Regions from separate parts of the Homo sapiens genome. Here region 2 is linked to region 1. A link is an interaction called in ENCODE POLR2A ChIA-PET data of the cell type or tissue named here. Cell type or tissue: PC-9. All regions are shown on one strand. Region 1 overlaps SCNN1B (sodium channel epithelial 1 subunit beta). Region 2 overlaps METTL9 (methyltransferase 9, His-X-His N1(pi)-histidine).

Evidence for each region. Peaks named below come from ENCODE experiments on the same cell type or tissue, not always from the same donor. Only the 100,000 strongest peaks of a DNase experiment are listed, where the experiment ranks them.
Region 2: POLR2A ChIA-PET joins it to region 1 with 6 read pairs; 1 of 35 experiments calls an interaction of 5 or more read pairs at or near these places.

The regions. Positions count from the first base shown.
Region 1 is chr16:23,366,313-23,370,312 of GRCh38, forward strand. It overlaps SCNN1B (sodium channel epithelial 1 subunit beta), which reads left to right. Exons shown (of 13, transcript NM_000336.3): 5 at 1,544-1,647. Among named protein-coding and RNA genes, the nearest start is that of SCNN1B, 66 kb to the left of the region's middle. In PC-9, no CTCF peak of the experiment used is centred here; a DNase peak (open chromatin) is centred at 2,379; H3K27ac peaks cover 2,538 bases.
Region 2 is chr16:21,609,548-21,613,547 of GRCh38, forward strand. It overlaps METTL9 (methyltransferase 9, His-X-His N1(pi)-histidine), which reads left to right. Exons shown (of 5, transcript NM_016025.5): 2 at 3,098-3,288. Among named protein-coding and RNA genes, the nearest start is that of METTL9, 12 kb to the left of the region's middle. In PC-9, no CTCF peak of the experiment used is centred here; DNase peaks (open chromatin) are centred at 1,794 and 2,374; H3K4me3 peaks cover 1,014 bases; H3K27ac peaks cover 3,326 bases.

The DNA.
Region 1 (4,000 bases):
AATCCACATCAGCCTCCCAAGTAGCTGGGACTACAGACACTCACCACTACTCCTGGCTTTTTATTTTATTTTATTTTTTATTTTTTGTAGAGATAGGGTCTCAATTCGTTGGCCAGGCTGATCTCAAACTCCTGGGCTCAGTTGGGTGCAGTGGCTCACGCCTGTAATCGCAGCACTTTGGGAAGCCAAGGTGTGGGGATCACCCGAGGTCAAGAGTTCAAGAGCAGCCTGGCCAACATGATGAAACCCCATCTGCACTAAAAATACACAAATTAGCCGGGTGTGGTGGCGGGTGCCTGTAATCCCAGCTACTCAGGAGGCTGAGGCAGGAGAATCGCTGAGATTCTCCTCAGCCTGGAGTGAGATCACACCACTGTACTCCAGCCTGAGCAACATAGTGAGACTCTGTCTCAAAAACAAACAAACAAACAAAACTCCTGGGCTCAAGTGATCCTCCCACTTTGGCCTCCCAAAGTGCTGGAATTACAGGCATAAGCCACCGCTCCCAACCTCCTCTTATTTTTAATAAATAAAAAAAGAACAACATAGAAACATCAAGAGATATTTTTTAAAGCTGCTTACTTTGGAGACTTGAGAACATGCACTTCGACTGAACAGAGTTTGATGAACTCCAGCACACCAGTCATCAGAAGAGGCAAGGAGGAATTCTCCCCTGAGCCTTCTGGTGGGCCCAGGAGTTCCTCGGCTTGTGTCTGAAGGCCCCTGCCTCAGTCTTCAATGAGCTTCTCCTCTGTATCTGTCTCTCTTCTGTGTCTTCTAAGGATGCTTGTCATTTGATTTCGGGCCCACCTGGATAATCCAAGATGACCTCATCTCGAGATCCTTAGCACATCTGCAAGGACCCTTTCTCCAAATAAGGTCACACTCATAGGTTCCGGGGCTGAGGACATGGATGTGCCTCTTTTGAGGTGTATACGAGACAGATGAAAACATCTGAGAAAGTTCTTTTTCATTTTTGTTGTTGTTGTTTGTTGTTGTTTTAGAGACAGGGTCTCACTCTGTCACCCAGGCTGGAGTGCAGTGGCACAATCATAGCTCAAGCAGCCTCGAACTCCTGGGCTCAAGCGTTCCTCCCACCTCAGCCTCCCAAGTAACTGGGACTGCAGGCATGCACCACCACACCTGGCTAATTTTTGTATTTTTTGTAGAGATGAGGGTCTCACCATGTTGCCCAACCTGGTCTCAAACTCCTGGCCTCAAGCGGTCCTCCCGCCTCAGCCTTCCAAAGTGCTAGGATTACAGGCGTGAGCCACCACGCCCGGCCAGAAAGTTCTTTTTCATAACTCATGGCCAAACCAGAGAGCCTGAGCCCCAACTCCAGAGAAACTCTCTTCCCCTGCTTTCCCAAGGGAGCCTGGGAATCTCCCCTCTGGTTTGGACCAGAGGATGGACAGAATGACCTGTTGCTCGCCTCTCCCTTTCGGAGCCCCTCCAAGGAGGAAATGAAAGGTGGACGGCAGACAGTCGGGGGAGGCATTGCCTGTGGTGGAACCTGCCCTGCAGCTGATGCTGTTTCTTTTAGGAACTTCACGTCCATCTTCTACCCTCACTATGGCAACTGTTACATCTTCAACTGGGGCATGACAGAGAAGGCACTTCCTTCGGCCAACCCTGGAACTGAATTCGGTGAGTTTTGGTTTATCGTGGGGCCAGAGCCATGAGGCTTTAACCACCCCCACAATGTGGGACTGAAAGACCATCAGCTGTTGCAGGGTGGGACTGAGGGGGGACCAAGGCATCAAGAGGAGTGGCTGCTACCGAGGCTCTACTGTGTGCCAGGGGAGGCCAGGCCAGGCGCTTCCTCAGCCATTCCCGCCCACAATGTTCAGAATCCGTGGGGTAGCAACTGGTGTTCCCATTTTACTGATGAGCAAAGTGAGGACTTGGAAGCAGCACAGCTTCGTGGTCAAGAGCTCAAGCTTCAGCCAGGCGTGGTGGCTCATGCCTGTAATCCCAACACTTTGGGAGGCCGAGGCAGGAGGATTGTTCAAGCCCAAGAGTTCGAGACCAGCCTGGGCAACAAGGTGAAACCCCATCTCTTAAAAAAAAAATACAAAAATTAGCGAGGCATGATGGCACGTACCTGTAGTCCCAGCTACTCAGGAGGCTGAGGCAGGAAGATCGCTTGAGCTGGGAAGGTCAAGGCAGCAGTGAGCCATGATCACACCACTGCAGCTCCACCATTTACTTGGGTGGTGTTCCTGAGCTCCAGAGCAACCTTCTCAAAGCCTTAGTTTCCCCAATCATAGATTAGTATATAGTAGCAGAGCAGAGCATTTAGTATAGTAAATCGTATCTACCGTGTGAGCCATGATGATGAGTAAATAGTATAAGCCTTGTGAGTCATTACGATGTAATGTGGTAAATCGTTTCACCTGCCTAGGAAGTAGGGAATGCTCCATATATGCTGAGTATTCTGAGCAGTTTTTAAACAACTTGTCCAGGATCATGCAGTTAATACATGGACCAAAAGACATTGCATGTTCTTACCTGTAAGTGGGAGCTAAATGATGTGCACACGTGGATATAGAGTGTGGAAGGAGAGACATCAGAGACTTAGAGGGTGGGAGGGTAGGAGGCAGGTGAGGGACAAGAAATTAATGAGTACAGTATATATGATTCCAGTGAAGGTTACACTAAAAGCCTAGACTTCACCACTGTATAATAATTCCATGTAACAAAACTGCGCTTGAACCCCTTACATTTATACAAATTAGAAAAAGAAAAGAAATACATAACAGTCTCTTAGTCTCTCTGCCTCTCTGGTGTACAGTTTGTTTGTTTGTTTTCTTGAGACAGGGTCTCACTCTGTCACCCAAACTGGAGTGCAGTGGCACGGTCATGGCTCACTGCAGCCTCAACCTCCTGGGCTCAGGTGATCCTCCCACCTCAGCCTCCTGAGGAGCTAGGATTGCAGGTGGCTAATTTTTTGTAGAGATAAGGTTTCATCCTGTTGCCCAGGTTGGTCTTGACCTCCTGGGCTCAAGCAATCTGCCCTCCTTGGCCTCTCAAAGTACTGGGATTACAGATGTGATCCACTGCGCCCAGCTGTACAGTTCTTAAAGAAAGACAGAGACACACAGAGAGAAGCTGAAGGAGTCCATGGAAGTGAGGAAGTGGGGCATGGTGGATGACGGATCCCCCTCCCTCGGGGCTCATGTGTTGCACTGACCCCTAGAGAGGGGCTGGTGGACTCAGGCTGGCTGTGGTTTTGCGGCTTGTGAGCCGGGCACAGGTGGGAGTGGATCCCTCCTCCCATCTCTAGGTTCTGACCTCTGCAACCACCAAGAGGCAGGCTCTCATTCAGCGACCATCGGGGCCGCTGGCCAAGAGGGCAGGTGAGCTGAGTGCCTTTCACTTAGCCCCCATGCTGCTGAGAGCACTGCCACAGAGGTGCCAGTCAACTTACTCCCAGAGGCAGATGGTTATAGTCAGGGAGCCAGCTGCTGTATCAGAAGCCCAGCAAAAGCACTTCCTCACTGGAAGACCTCAGACAAGTCCCTTCACTTCTCTGTGCCTCAGTTTCTCCATCTGTAAAATGGGGACAATACTAGTACCTCCATCATGCAGCCCTTGTGAGCATCCGAGGAGCTCATGTTTATTTTATTTTATTTTTGGAGATGGAGTCTCACTCTCGCTCAGGCTGGAGTGCAGTGGCGCAATCTTGGCTCACTGCAACCTCCGCCTCCTGGGTTCAAGCGATTCTCCTGCCTCAGCTTCCCAAGTAGCTGGGACTACAGGCATGCGCCACAATGCCCAACTAATTTTTGTATTTTTTTTTCTCTATTTTGATATGGAGTTTTGCTCTGTCGTCCTGGCTGCAGTGCAGTGGCGCAATCTCGGCTCACTACAACCTCTGTCTCCCAGGTTCAAGCAATTCTCCTGCCTCAGCCTCCCGAGTAGTTGGGATTACAGGTGGCCGCCACCATGCCTGGCTAATTTTTGTATTTTTAGTAGAGACGAGGTTTCACCATGTTAG
Region 2 (4,000 bases), 1.8 Mb before region 1:
TATTTAGGCTGAAGTTGAACGAACCAGGTGAAGAGAGAGTGGGTTAGGTGGTGGGAAATGTTGGGGGGCAGAGCAAATACCATGTGAGACAGCCACGGGAAAGGGGCCTTCCAGAAAAAAGAAGGAAGGGGTGGAGCTGTGTGATGGAGTGAGGGTCCAGGGGTCATGGGTTGGTAGGGAATGTCATGAGGTGAGGCTGGAGACACAGAATGAACAAAAATCGTGCAGGGCCTTATAAGCCATATTAAGCATTTTGGATGTTATCCTAAGATTCCTGTTAAGCAGGGTAGTGATGTGATCAGATTTGCATTTAAAATTTGCATTTTAAGAGGTTTTCTAGGTTACTTATGTTTTCAGGCCACTTTTAATTTCTGGAAGATCTAACTGCCACCTGCATATTTAGGGAGGGGTGTGTGTGTGTGTTTAAAAAACAGCTTTATTGGGATATAATTCACATACCATGAAATTTATCCTTTTAAAGAGTACAATTCATTGATTTTTAGTATAATCACAGAATTATGCAGCCATCACCAGTATTAATTTTGGAACATTTCATCACCCCAAAAAGAAACCTCATGTCCATTAGCAGCCACTCCACATTGTCCCAGCTCCCCAGCCCCTGGCAGCCACAATCTACTATCTACTTTCTATCTCTGGATTTGCATATTCAAGACATTTCACGTAAGTGGAATTACACAGTATGTGGTCTTTTGTGACTGACTTATTTCACTTAGCATAATGTTGTCAAGGTTCATCCATGCTGGAGCATGAAGCAGTGCTTCATTCCTTTGTATGGCAGAACATGCTATTATTTTATATGAATCTATTATCACATCTTGCTTATCCACCATTTGATGGACATTTGACTTGTTTGCAGTTTCTGACATTGCTGCTGTGAAATCGACATTTGTGTCATGCAAATGGTCAGAAAGGACATACGTTTCACCTTTCTTTTTAAAGAGAAGAGCTTTGCTCTATTTTTGTTCTGTAGCACATTCTGTTCAATAAGCAGTTTCTTTCCAGAAAGACCTGTGTGACAGTAAGGGTTCAACCACACGTGTTAATGTTGATGAATTGAGAAAAATGCTATTAAAAACTTGAGTTTTCCTCTTGGTGCTTGAAAGCACTATTTGCAGCTAATGGTGCCAGTTCCTGCTTGGTTCTAGAAGTCAGAATCTATTGTTGTTCTAGTCCATTTACAAGTGGATGCCAAGGAATTCTTAGCTCCTCTGTTTCACTTGAATGACTTCTCATCCACATTAATAAAATGTACCTGATTGCCTATTATCAAGGTGATGGCTTTCATCTTGATTAGCCATTTCAGAGAATAAAAAATAAATAAAAGTCAGAGTGGCCTCCATATTACAGAGTTCAGAACGTGCACCAGGAGGTCATGAGTATAATAAAAAACGGTTTATGACCTGCACTGGAGCATAACTTCAGGCACAATAAGTATTAAGAATTAGAAAATCATTAAGCAAGAACATTTTCAGACCAAGGGAAAAAATGTAGGCAGTGAATGTAAAAAGCTTCATAGCTTGTCATATAGAGTAGGAAAAATAAAAACAGTTTTATATATAAAGTCCAAGCAGTTTTGATAACTGTGATGAAATGGCAAATTAGCACAAATTAGTCCACAACTGGAAAGGTTTGGTTTACCCAGTTTAGGGAACAGAGTTTGTAAAATGATTAATCTCTGAAATTTAACGTGCCTGTTTGTTTGTGTTGATTTGTAACTAGTTCCTTTTAACGTTAGCATCAGGAATGTTACTTAAGATTTCACTGAACATTAGTAAGCTTAGGATGACTGTAAAGCTGGTCTACCAATTGTGCAAGCACTTATGGGACGTCTACTGCTGATAAAAGGTCGTATTTGTCAAGGGGAAGCAAATTACTCTTGGCCAATTGACTGGGAAAAATTTGTGTTTCATGGCAGATAATGGGTTAATAATAATTGATATACTTTGTAGTTTCATCACTGTACTTAAGGGGCTTATTCTTATTTCTCAGGCTATGTTAGAGGAATCTCACTGCTATTATTATTGTAGGATTCTCACTACGTGCTTTGTATTATGTTGAGGACTTGCCTGCATTATCTTGTTTAATCCTCATCGTACCCTGCCAGGATATATAGACCCCAGTGACATCTCTAGTCTACAAATGAATGGAGGCTGAGAGATTTAAGTGATTTGTCTGAGCTCACATAGGAAGGGCAGAGCCGGGACTTGATTGTGGGGCTGACGCTAAAGCTGATGTACAGTCTGCTTCCCCACCTCTCTGGTATGCTGACTCATTTATTATGAAAGATTAAATTTCATCTACAGGTGAAGCTTTTTGAATTTTGTTCTAGAATGTGGATTCTGGGTAGAGCCAATTCCTGGAAATCTGGTTCTTAGCATGTTACTATTTGGTCTTCTCGTTGATTGCAGTATGACCTTAAGTAACTTCTTAATCTTTCTTGAGCACATGTTGCCTCTGTAAGAATGTCATATGACCTATTTGTAAAGCATACCTCAAGATTTCTAAAGATCTCTTTTACATAGTCCACAAGAGGAAAGGCAACTTAATCTGGTCACTGGAGTGTTAAATTCTGTTGCTTACTTTGCTATTTGGGTTTGTTTGGTGATTTTGAGTTAAGGCATTGGATTATGTGACTGTTTTCTTGTCTAAAAACAAGGATGCTGCTAGCTGTTTGCCTTCTGATGTTGAATCTCAGTGAAAGAGAGGCCAGCAGAGCTTTCTAAATCTCGGGTACAGTGACTGAAGCACTGGGCTGGGAGTCCGAGTGCCTGAGCTGTGGTCTGGTTCTGCTGCCTACTAAGCTGAATGACCCAAAAGCCTCTCCACCCTTCCCTCACCCACTCTACCTACCTTGAGGGCTGTAAGAGAATTAAATGAGAAGTCATGTCTGAAGAAGTACTTTATATTTTATAGGTTATATGAGTATACGAAATGATTATTCTCAGAGTATCATGAGATGGTAATATTTGGAAATCTTAGATGTGATTTAGTCTTCTGGTTTTTTGTTTTTGGATTTCTTAGGTGACACTTCGGTTGTGTGTTTTAATTTTTGTTCTTTTTTTTTTTTTTTTTTTAGTGGTATGTGTGCAACAGAGAGAAATTATGCGAATCACTCCAGGCTGTCTTTGTTCAGAGTTACCTTGATCAAGGAACACAGATCTTCTTAAACAACAGCATTGAGAAATCGGGCTGGCTATTTATCCAATTATATCATTCTTTTGTGTCATCTGTTTTTAGCCTGTTTATGTCTAGAACATCTATCAATGGGTAAGTGAATCTTGGACATTTATTTTTTTCTTTATCCTTAGGTTTACAAAAGGAAAAACACAAAAAGAAAAGTTATCTTGTTCAGCATGTTGACTACCTGAGCTACAATACTTCTACTAGTCAGAACCTTGGCAGTTGGTCCAGCGTTCTATCTTTCTGTGGTTCTGCCCTTTAAATTCACCATAACGTGACAGCCTCATTAGTATGTTTATTCATAGCGGGAGTTACTTACGGTAGTGCTTCTTGGCTTTGATGTACATAGGAATCACCTGGGGGTCTTGTTAAAATGCAGATTATGAGTTAGTACATCAGGGGCTAGGTCTGAGAGTCTGCTTTTTTTTTTTTTTTTTTTTTTTTTTTTTTTTTTTTAAAGACAGTCCTGCTCTGTTTCCCAGACTGGAGTGCAGTGGCAATCTGGGCTCACTGCAGCCTCCGCCTCCCGGGTTTAAGTAATTCTCATGCCTCAGCCTCCCAAGTAGCTGGGATTACAGGTGTGCACCACCACACCTGTCTAATTTTTGTATTTTTAGTAGAGACGAGGTTTCTATGTTGGCCAGGCTGGTCTCTAACTGACCTCAAGTGATCCATCCACCTTTGCCTCCCAAAGTGCTGGGATTATGGGTGGGAGCCACTGCACCTGGAGAGTCTGCATTTTTAACAAGCTCTTAGACGATGCCAGTGATGCTGAATGCTGCTGGTTCTGGACCACAAA